Regions from separate parts of the Homo sapiens genome. Here region 1 is linked to region 2. A link is an interaction called in ENCODE POLR2A ChIA-PET data of the cell type or tissue named here. Cell type or tissue: GM12878. All regions are shown on one strand.

Evidence for each region. ChIA-PET counts read pairs that join two places held together with the same protein. Peaks named below come from ENCODE experiments on the same cell type or tissue, not always from the same donor. Only the 100,000 strongest peaks of a DNase experiment are listed, where the experiment ranks them.
Region 1: POLR2A ChIA-PET joins it to region 2 with 7 read pairs; 2 of 35 experiments call an interaction of 5 or more read pairs at or near these places.

Annotation. Positions count from the first base shown.
Region 1 is chr11:125,070,207-125,074,206 of GRCh38, forward strand. The region is part of intron 1 of SLC37A2 (solute carrier family 37 member 2); the gene reads left to right. Among named protein-coding and RNA genes, the nearest start is that of SLC37A2, 8.9 kb to the left of the region's middle. RefSeq lists enhancers at 2,285-2,584, 2,645-2,814. In GM12878, no CTCF peak of the experiment used is centred here; DNase peaks (open chromatin) are centred at 755 and 2,445; H3K27ac peaks cover 2,422 bases.
Region 2 is chr11:125,371,568-125,375,567 of GRCh38, forward strand. The region is part of intron 5 of PKNOX2 (PBX/knotted 1 homeobox 2); the gene reads left to right. Among named protein-coding and RNA genes, the nearest start is that of PKNOX2-AS1, 110 kb to the left of the region's middle. RefSeq lists an enhancer at 345-1,224. In GM12878, a CTCF peak has its summit at 291; a DNase peak (open chromatin) is centred at 2,394.

The sequences.
Region 1 (4,000 bases), 300 kb before region 2:
CTTCCCCTGTGAGCTGCAAAAGGCCACAGCTGAGCTAGAATGGATGGTTCTGCCCTGTGGAGTTAGCTAAGGGCTTTCACTGCCGGATCCTGGTGCCCACTCTGAGGAGGACGCAGGGGAAAGACATTCAAATTCATACTGAGAGAAAATCTGCTGTGTGCCAGACACTTCCACATCCAGGATATCTCATTTAATCTTTATAACACTCTCGTGCAGCAGGGGAATATGATCTTATTTAAAGGAAGATCGAACTGAGGCTTAGAGACGTACAACAACTTGCCCAAGGTCACATTAAGTGGCAGAACCAGAAATTAGGACTCAGCCAATTTTGCTCGAAGTCTGATGTCTGTTTCCCTGTCCTATGGGCTAGCTCTCTCAAATCTTACTTTCCTGTTGACTGCAAAGAGGTGCATGGTAAGGGCAGCAGAAAGGGCTGTTTAAAATGAGCTTTGATGGGAAGAGGCTGCTTGGAAAAGGAAATGAGGGCTCCTGGGGAGAACCTGGAGTCTCAGCCCATGATCCCTACTCCGGCCCCCCAGAAGGGGCATGTGAGCCTGTGGAGGTCCCATCCCCCACCCCTCGTGACAGCAGCTTCTCCCCCAGCTGCTTTTTGGGCTTCCTCTTCCACCCTGCTGTTTCCTCTCTCCCTCCCTACAGTGGACTGGCGTGCACCTCATTGACCTCGGGTGGGGCTGTCTGACTCAGGCCCTGTGGGCTGGTCTAGAAGGTAGCAGCAAGGTTTCGAAATAGTCTGTATGGTTGGCCAAGGCCTTGTTTTTTCCATTCAAGCTTCTGTATCAACTGAGAGCTGGGGTCAGGGTTGACAGTCCCAAAGTAACAGCAGAATTGAGGACAGACACCAGAGGTAGAGTCCCTGAAGCCCAGGACCTCCTATCTGAGTCACTAACAGACACTAAGTTGGTGTGTGTGTGGGGTGGGGGGGCGGTGTCACTGCTCTCCTGTTGGCTTCTGGCTCAGGTCTTGTCCCCTGGACGCTTCTTGCTCAGGAGAAGGAAGGCCATCCTCCTCCCCCTCTAAGCAGGACTGCAGCTCTGCCATCATCAACACGCTTCCATCAGTGCTATTTACACAACCTTTCTTCAGAAGAGACACCAACTTAAAACCTGTTGGCTGCCTCTTCTGAGCCCCACCAACACTCCCACCCTCCCTGTTATTCCGGCTGCTGATCAGAGTCCCTGCTGCAGCATGAAGGCTGTCTTCATTCTGCCTGACCATTCAGGGTCCCCCACTCAGCTTTCTTCCCAAAGCAAAACAATCTATCCTGTATTTTCCTCTTTCCTAAGACAGACTGTCATCTGAGCCACCAGTCTCTTCTCAAATGTCCTGAGTTCCTCGTGGCTCCTGGCCAATGGCTTCTTTCTCTAGGAAGGCTCTCAGGGCAAGCCCCGAGTCATCTCGATCTCTCTGAGCATGTGCCCACGTCCCAGCTGGAGGAAGGACAGCAAACAGAGGATTCCCTGAGGGGCTGGCTGCTGCCCTGGGAGAGCTTTGCGCCTCCCAAAGAGGGTCTTGTCCTGTCTTGTGTGCTAAAGACCTGGCTCAGGGCTCTGCACCTGTGGTATCTGTTCCTGGCTGGCCTTTTCCTAGCAGGGTATCTCCCAGTGCTGGTGGAGGGCTTGTGGGGGAGGGGGGGTGGGCACTGTCACCATTGACCCTAGCTTGGTTCTTACTGTGCCCAGCCCTCTATCCTTTTCAGATCTGCTTAGTCTCAGAACAGTCACGTCCGAGAAGAGACTACTGAATCCATTTTCTCTGGACAAGTGCCAAAGTCACCTGCAGCCACAGCCAGCCTAGCCTGGGACTGGGGAGTGACTAGGGAGCCACTGGGGAACCGGGGCTGTTTCTGACATCTCTCGGGGGCAGCGTCCCTCTGCTGGGCTGTTTCTTGTTTTTTGCTGTTGCAGTGGTGGTGGCAGTCGGTCTTTTGGGGGTTTTGTTTGTTTGTTTCTAATCTGTCACTGCTTTGGGACATGCCATTTCTTGATTTTTACCCCAGAAGCATTCCTAGTGCAAAGTCTCAACAAGGTCAATAAAGTTATTATCAGGCTCCTTCGAAAGAGTAGGTTGGACTGTCAGCTAATAGTTAAGAGATAGCTAGTCAACCTCCCTATCTAACTTGGTTATTCAGTAACCAGTATCCGGTGGGGGGGAGGTGGGATTCTGAGAAGTGCCATCTCTTGCTAACAAGGTCTTTGAGGGTCATGGGACAGCCGCCCCATCTGGAGCAGCCGGGGGCCTTCCCCTCCATCCTTTGGTCCTTGGCCTACTTGCCCAGCCTGGCCCAGCCCCTGGGCTGCCATCCCCCCGTCACAGCCACCCTGGGGCCAGCTAGGCAAGGCCTGGCTGTGCATATTCTGTGCCCTGCTTCTCTTCTGGGACCTCTTGATTCACGAGGGAAGGACTGGTGAGAGGAGAAGTGAAACCTGCGGGTTCTAAACATGGAAGGAGTGCGTCAGCTGCCTTTCTGAAGCTAGCATGAGCTTGGCAGTCTTGGCCTCCGTCTAGCCTAGCCCTTAACCTGACCGAAGTTCCCAGTCTCCTGTGAACCACGGCACCTTGATCTTTCTCTTAGAACACCTGACAATGGGGAATGGATAGAGCACCAGACTCAGAGGAGGCCCAGCTCTGACTATGCCATGCCCAGCGAGTGGTGTGACTTTGAGCTCATCCCTCCATCCCTCTGGAGGCCAGGAAGGAAGTCCCAGAAAAGGCCAGTGCCAGGCCTAGTGTCACACAACACAGCTGAGGACCCCCCACCCGCCACCCTCAAGACTCATGACTCTCCTGCTATCTTGGGTGTCAGGGTTTCTACTGGCAGCATCATGGGGGACTCCAGGTGGTGGATTTCAGGGAGTTGGGGTCAGAGCTGGCGGGGACATCAGGCTACCACCTGGAGGAGGGCAGGGCTGGAATCTTGGAACCTACCAGGTCAGGATGCACGTGGGGACCCCTACTGACTTTCCTGTCTGCCCACGGGAGCAGGTGGGAGGGCCCCGGGGCTGGAGTCTCCCCTGTGTCCCACCGTAGGCTCCCCAAGAAGCCATAGGGCCCACCATGGAAGGCCAGAGCTCCAGGAGCTTCAGGGCATCCTTATGTTCATCTAGACCCAGCTATGCACAGCGGGAGGCGGGGTGGAGGGGGACAGGCTGGCAGCCACATCTCTACCTTCCAGGTAAATCCAGGGCCCGGAGCCTCCACTTCCCAGAAGAGTTTGGTTCAGCCCCTGACCCTACTCGGCTCCCCTAACAGAGCAGTGTGGGCCGCCTCCACCCCTCCAGTCCTTCTTCCTGGTCTGAACATTGGAAGCACACTGGCTGTCATCTAAGCGCCCTCTGGGCATCAGGAACAATTTCAGACTGGTTAGGTGCATCTCACTAACCCATCAATAGGTCTGAGAAAGGTGATAGACTCTGCTTTTCCAATGAGCAAAAAGATGTAAGGAATGAAACCAGCTTTTGCCCGATTCCCAAGTCCTTGCTGTTTTCTCTTATAGACATCAACTCCCTGACATCCACCACCTGGGTTCCCCCGTGATGCTGCTATGTCCCTGGGAGTGGCTGGCAGGATGAAAAAGGCCCAGGGAACTGGCCTTGAGCCTCAGTGAGGAAGCCTGTCTGCGCTTCCCACCAAAACCTACAGGGCACAGCCCTGGGTCTTCACCTGGCTTAGGCTGGCTGGGGTTCAGAGCTGCCGACCTGGGAACTCCCGCTCTCTTCAGTGGCTTCCCATCACCTTCAGAGATAGCCTAAATGCCACAGTTTGGCACCTGAGGCCCTGCGCCACGCCACCTGAGGCCCCTGCCCTTCCCAGCCAGCTCTGCTTCTCTGCTTGGCTCAGTTTCACCCTACAGATACCCCCACTGAGGCGGAGTTCCCCAAACAGGTAGTGTCATTTCACACCTCCGTGCCTTCGTGCACGCTGCTTCCTCTCCCTGGCAGTCCTCCCTGCCCCAGCTGTGGTTGACTTGGCCTCGTCCTGC
Region 2 (4,000 bases):
TTGAAGTGAGTGGGTTCCCATGGAAACCATGGTGTCCTGAGGAGCGGAAGAGGGGCAGGAGCTAGGCCTGGCCAGGTGCGGGTGGGGGAGGAGGTTGGCTTTGCGAAGACTGCTCTGCTAAGGTGTTGGCTCACTTCCCTAAGGCTGAAAGATTCTCTCCGAGAACCAGGGACGCGGAGGTGCTAAAGTTGTTGCCCATTACTGATAAGGAAAAGCTGGGCTGGAGGCATGAGCAGTGAGAAGACAGTGAGGGCAGTGGTGCTTTGCCTTTCCATTAAGAACCCAGAGAGTGGAGCTGCAGGTCAGGGATAGAGGGTGAGGTGGCTTCCGGACTCTGCCTGTCTCCTTTGTGGCATTACTCACAATTGAATTAACTGTGTTAGCATTTGTGTCAACCTTATTTCTGTTTCCCCTGCTATACTGTTAACTCCAGAGGACAGGGTCTGCGTCTGTCTTGCTCATTGCTTTATCCCCAGCACCTTACATGATACCTTAGAGTCAGCAGCTTAGACGAAGTAGCTACTGCATCAAAGCTTGTTGGACGGCTTCATTAAATGGTTAGGGAGCACCCCATAAATATACCATAGTTCTAGGTTGATGTGCCGGCAAACGTCTCTCGAGGCGGGGAAGGGGAGCAGCTCCGATTCGTAGCATTTGCTGATCCCCGTGATGTAAATACTCATACCATGGCCCATCCCAAACCGCCCACCTGAGGGCACCGAGCAGTAGGGAAGACGTGAGGCTCTCGCTGCCTCAAAGCCCAAACCCCACCTAGGGAGCCAGGTTCCAGGCGCACAGTCTCTAGATTTACATGCGTAAGCCCATCTTACAGGCCAGTTCTTTAGAATGGTGTTACTGATACTTTTAGCTGCAATCCTACATTCTTGGTCCTCACTGTCCTATCTGGTCCACTCCTGGGTTCTAAATTTGAAATGTTCTCTCTTAATCAATGAACTCTTGGAACAGCACCTGGTGTGGATAGGTGTTTTATAAGTGTCTTCAGTGATGATTTTCCACCTAAATGCCAAGGCAGTCTGTCTCTTTCCATCTGCTTCAGCAGAGCCCCATCTTCACTCCAAACTTCTCCATCTTTTCCAAGTGGCTTTCAAGCCTTTCCTGGTCTATCAGCGAATGATCTCCTTCCTCGCAGCTCCAGAAACCCTGCTTCAAACCATTCTTCTGCCTCCTCTTTAGTTTCTTAGCTCTGAGAATCTTGCACTTTCCACACCATGTGTCTAGTTCATTCTGTCAGTCTCATCTCCCACACATCACAAGCTCAGAACTTCTACCCACATGGGACCACCAGAGAGCTCATGCTCAAGTCCAGCTCTAGTTCAATAAAAGCAATGTGAGCCCTGTTTATAATGCACTTGTTTCTGTCTCATGCAGACTGGATGGCAGAATCCACAGTTGTGTGGGGAGGAACAGAGCAGGACAGTAGGCAGTGTTCAGATCACTCCCTTGAGACTATCCTAAAGGTCACGGAAGTTCCCGGCATGATCCTGACAGCCCTATAGCCAGAGGTGCAAATGCAGCCATGGCCCTGTGTTGGGCAGTGGGAAATAGAATCATGCTCTAGAAATAGACTTGGTGAGAACTGGCTTTGTCACCATCGGCTAGCTCATCTCTCTGGGACTCTGTTTTCTCAACTATCAAAAAGAAAAATGATAATAGCTAGAATACAATAAGATAATAAATGGCATACAGATCAGTGTTCAGTAGACTGGGGTATTTTAAACAGAGGAGCCAGCATATGCTGCTTTGGCCCATTCAGGATGTGAAGTCTGGTACATTCGGGGGGACAGGATCGGGGTCACGAGCACAGCCTGGTTCACACTCTAGCTCCATCACTGGACACTAAAACTTTCTGTGACTCAGTTTCCTCATCTGTAAAATGGGGCTAAAAATAGTACCATCTCCTCATCTAGATTGTCATGAGGTTTAAGTGAGATAACACAGGTAATGTGCTTGGTAAAGAACCTGGCAGGTGGTCCACATTCTGTGGGTGTCAGCCGCTGTTGGATGTATTGGTGTCAGGCAGGAGCTTGTGAGCCAGGAGGTAAATGCTGAGAGGCGGCGCAGCAAGAGGCAGGGCTGCCAAAGGTTTCCAGTCAAGTGGTCTTCACTCTACAATTCAATTAATTATGAACTGAGCTCCAGCATGCGTAAGGCATTGTGGTAAATTCGGAAAGGGGTCCTGTGCAGGGACAGAGGGAAAGATAGGCGTAGAAAGTAGCTGTGACATAAACTTGGCACACAGCATGGGCTCAAAAAAGTGTTTGTGGATTTGACCGCAGAGCTTCAGGCCTGCAGTGTAGCGTGGGAGAGTTGCACTGCTTTTCCCAAGGGAGGTGAGCCCCGAGAGAATGACAGCCACGCTACCAATCCTGGGGCTGGGCTGGTGGATGGGGTGGGAGGAATCTCTCCAGGTTTGAGGCTAGACAGATAGGCTGGGTCCTGTGTGACTGTCCTCTGTAGCAGCCGCCTGGTCAGGACCCTGGGAACTGGAACTTCCTAATGAAGTGTCTTTGAGAGAACTCTTCCACCCTGTGACCAAAGAGTGTTCTGGCTCCAGTGAAGTTGACCCTGGGGCTTAACCCTCTGCCTTCCCTGGCATTAGGCTTGGTCATTCCTGGAATGTGCTGGGTGAGGTGGCCTGAGAATGGTGTGGGAGACATGCAGCCATTCCAAGCAGAGAAGTTAGGACCGGATGCTTCGTGCCAGGGCCTCTGGACTACTAGGTGCTGTGGGCAGATGTTCCAGGCTGTGTCCTTGGCTGGGCTTTGTGGGATGGGGGTTCTTCTGGTGGATAGTCCCTGCTTTTTGAAGCAGCTGGGTTCACTGGCACCTGAGGTAACATCTCAGCTGCTGACTATAGTCAGGGGGGTGATCCTGCTGGAGCTATAATCTGAAAAGTGAAACCATGCTCAGATTTCCTCTGTACCAGGCAAAGCCTATTCCCTGCCCTTTCTATGGCATCATAAGGCCTCCCGCACCAAGCCCAGCCTTGCAACTGATGCTGACAGGCCCAGAGGCTGCAGCTGTCTTGCTCAGGGAGCAGGTGTGCTCAGGAGTGGTTGGTCGTGCTGCTTCCACGGCTCACCTCCCTGACCTAGGTAGAGCTCCATCATCCAGGGTCCCCGCCAAGACCAAAGATCCAGGAGTCCTGAAATCTGATGACTTTTATCCTCACAAGGTTATGTTAGGATTCAATGAGATAACCAATGCTAACAGCTGGCAGTGCTTGGCACACAGAAGGCTCTTGGTGAATGGTATCTACATTCATGAAGAAGGACTGCACCGGGTCTGTCCCCCTTACAAGAAGGAAGACAACCAGCAATTGGGCCTCCTGCTAGTGCAAATGACATGGGGTGGGGTGGGGTGGGGTGGGAGGAGAACAGAAAGCTGGGGCCATGAAGGTTCATATGGCCAGTGGCTTCTCACCGGGCCTGAGCTAAGCCAGCTTCCCTGTCTTTTAACCATAGTGCCACTTTCTGCTTTTCCCAGGCACTGATCCATTTCATGGTTGAGTGGGAAGAACCTGAACTGAAAATTTAGTCTGCATTCTGACTCTATCATCGGGCAAATCTTTAACTTCTTTAGATAAGCTTTCCTACCCCACAGGGTAGGCATCAAACGAGGAGAGGAGAGATCTGTAAAAATGTTAAGGCCTCTCCAAACACACACAAGTATTATTACAAGAGGAGGTTCTTTTGGAAACTCACCGGATAAAGCAGAGATTCTCTCATACAGCAACAGTCTCGTGGCTCCCAGGGTAATCCTGGCAGCTCAGTGCTTGGACCCCAGGATGTGTATGACTCAAGAACAGTAGAGAAAAGGGGGAAGGCAGATGAAGTGAGTTCAGTAACTGCTCACAAGTAGTACATGGGAGAGAGGGGAGAGCACACGATTTGGAGTTTGAATACCTGGATTTTAAATCTCAACTCAGTTACTGCATAGCCTGATGCGGTCATTTAACCACACAGCACATCTGTTTGCT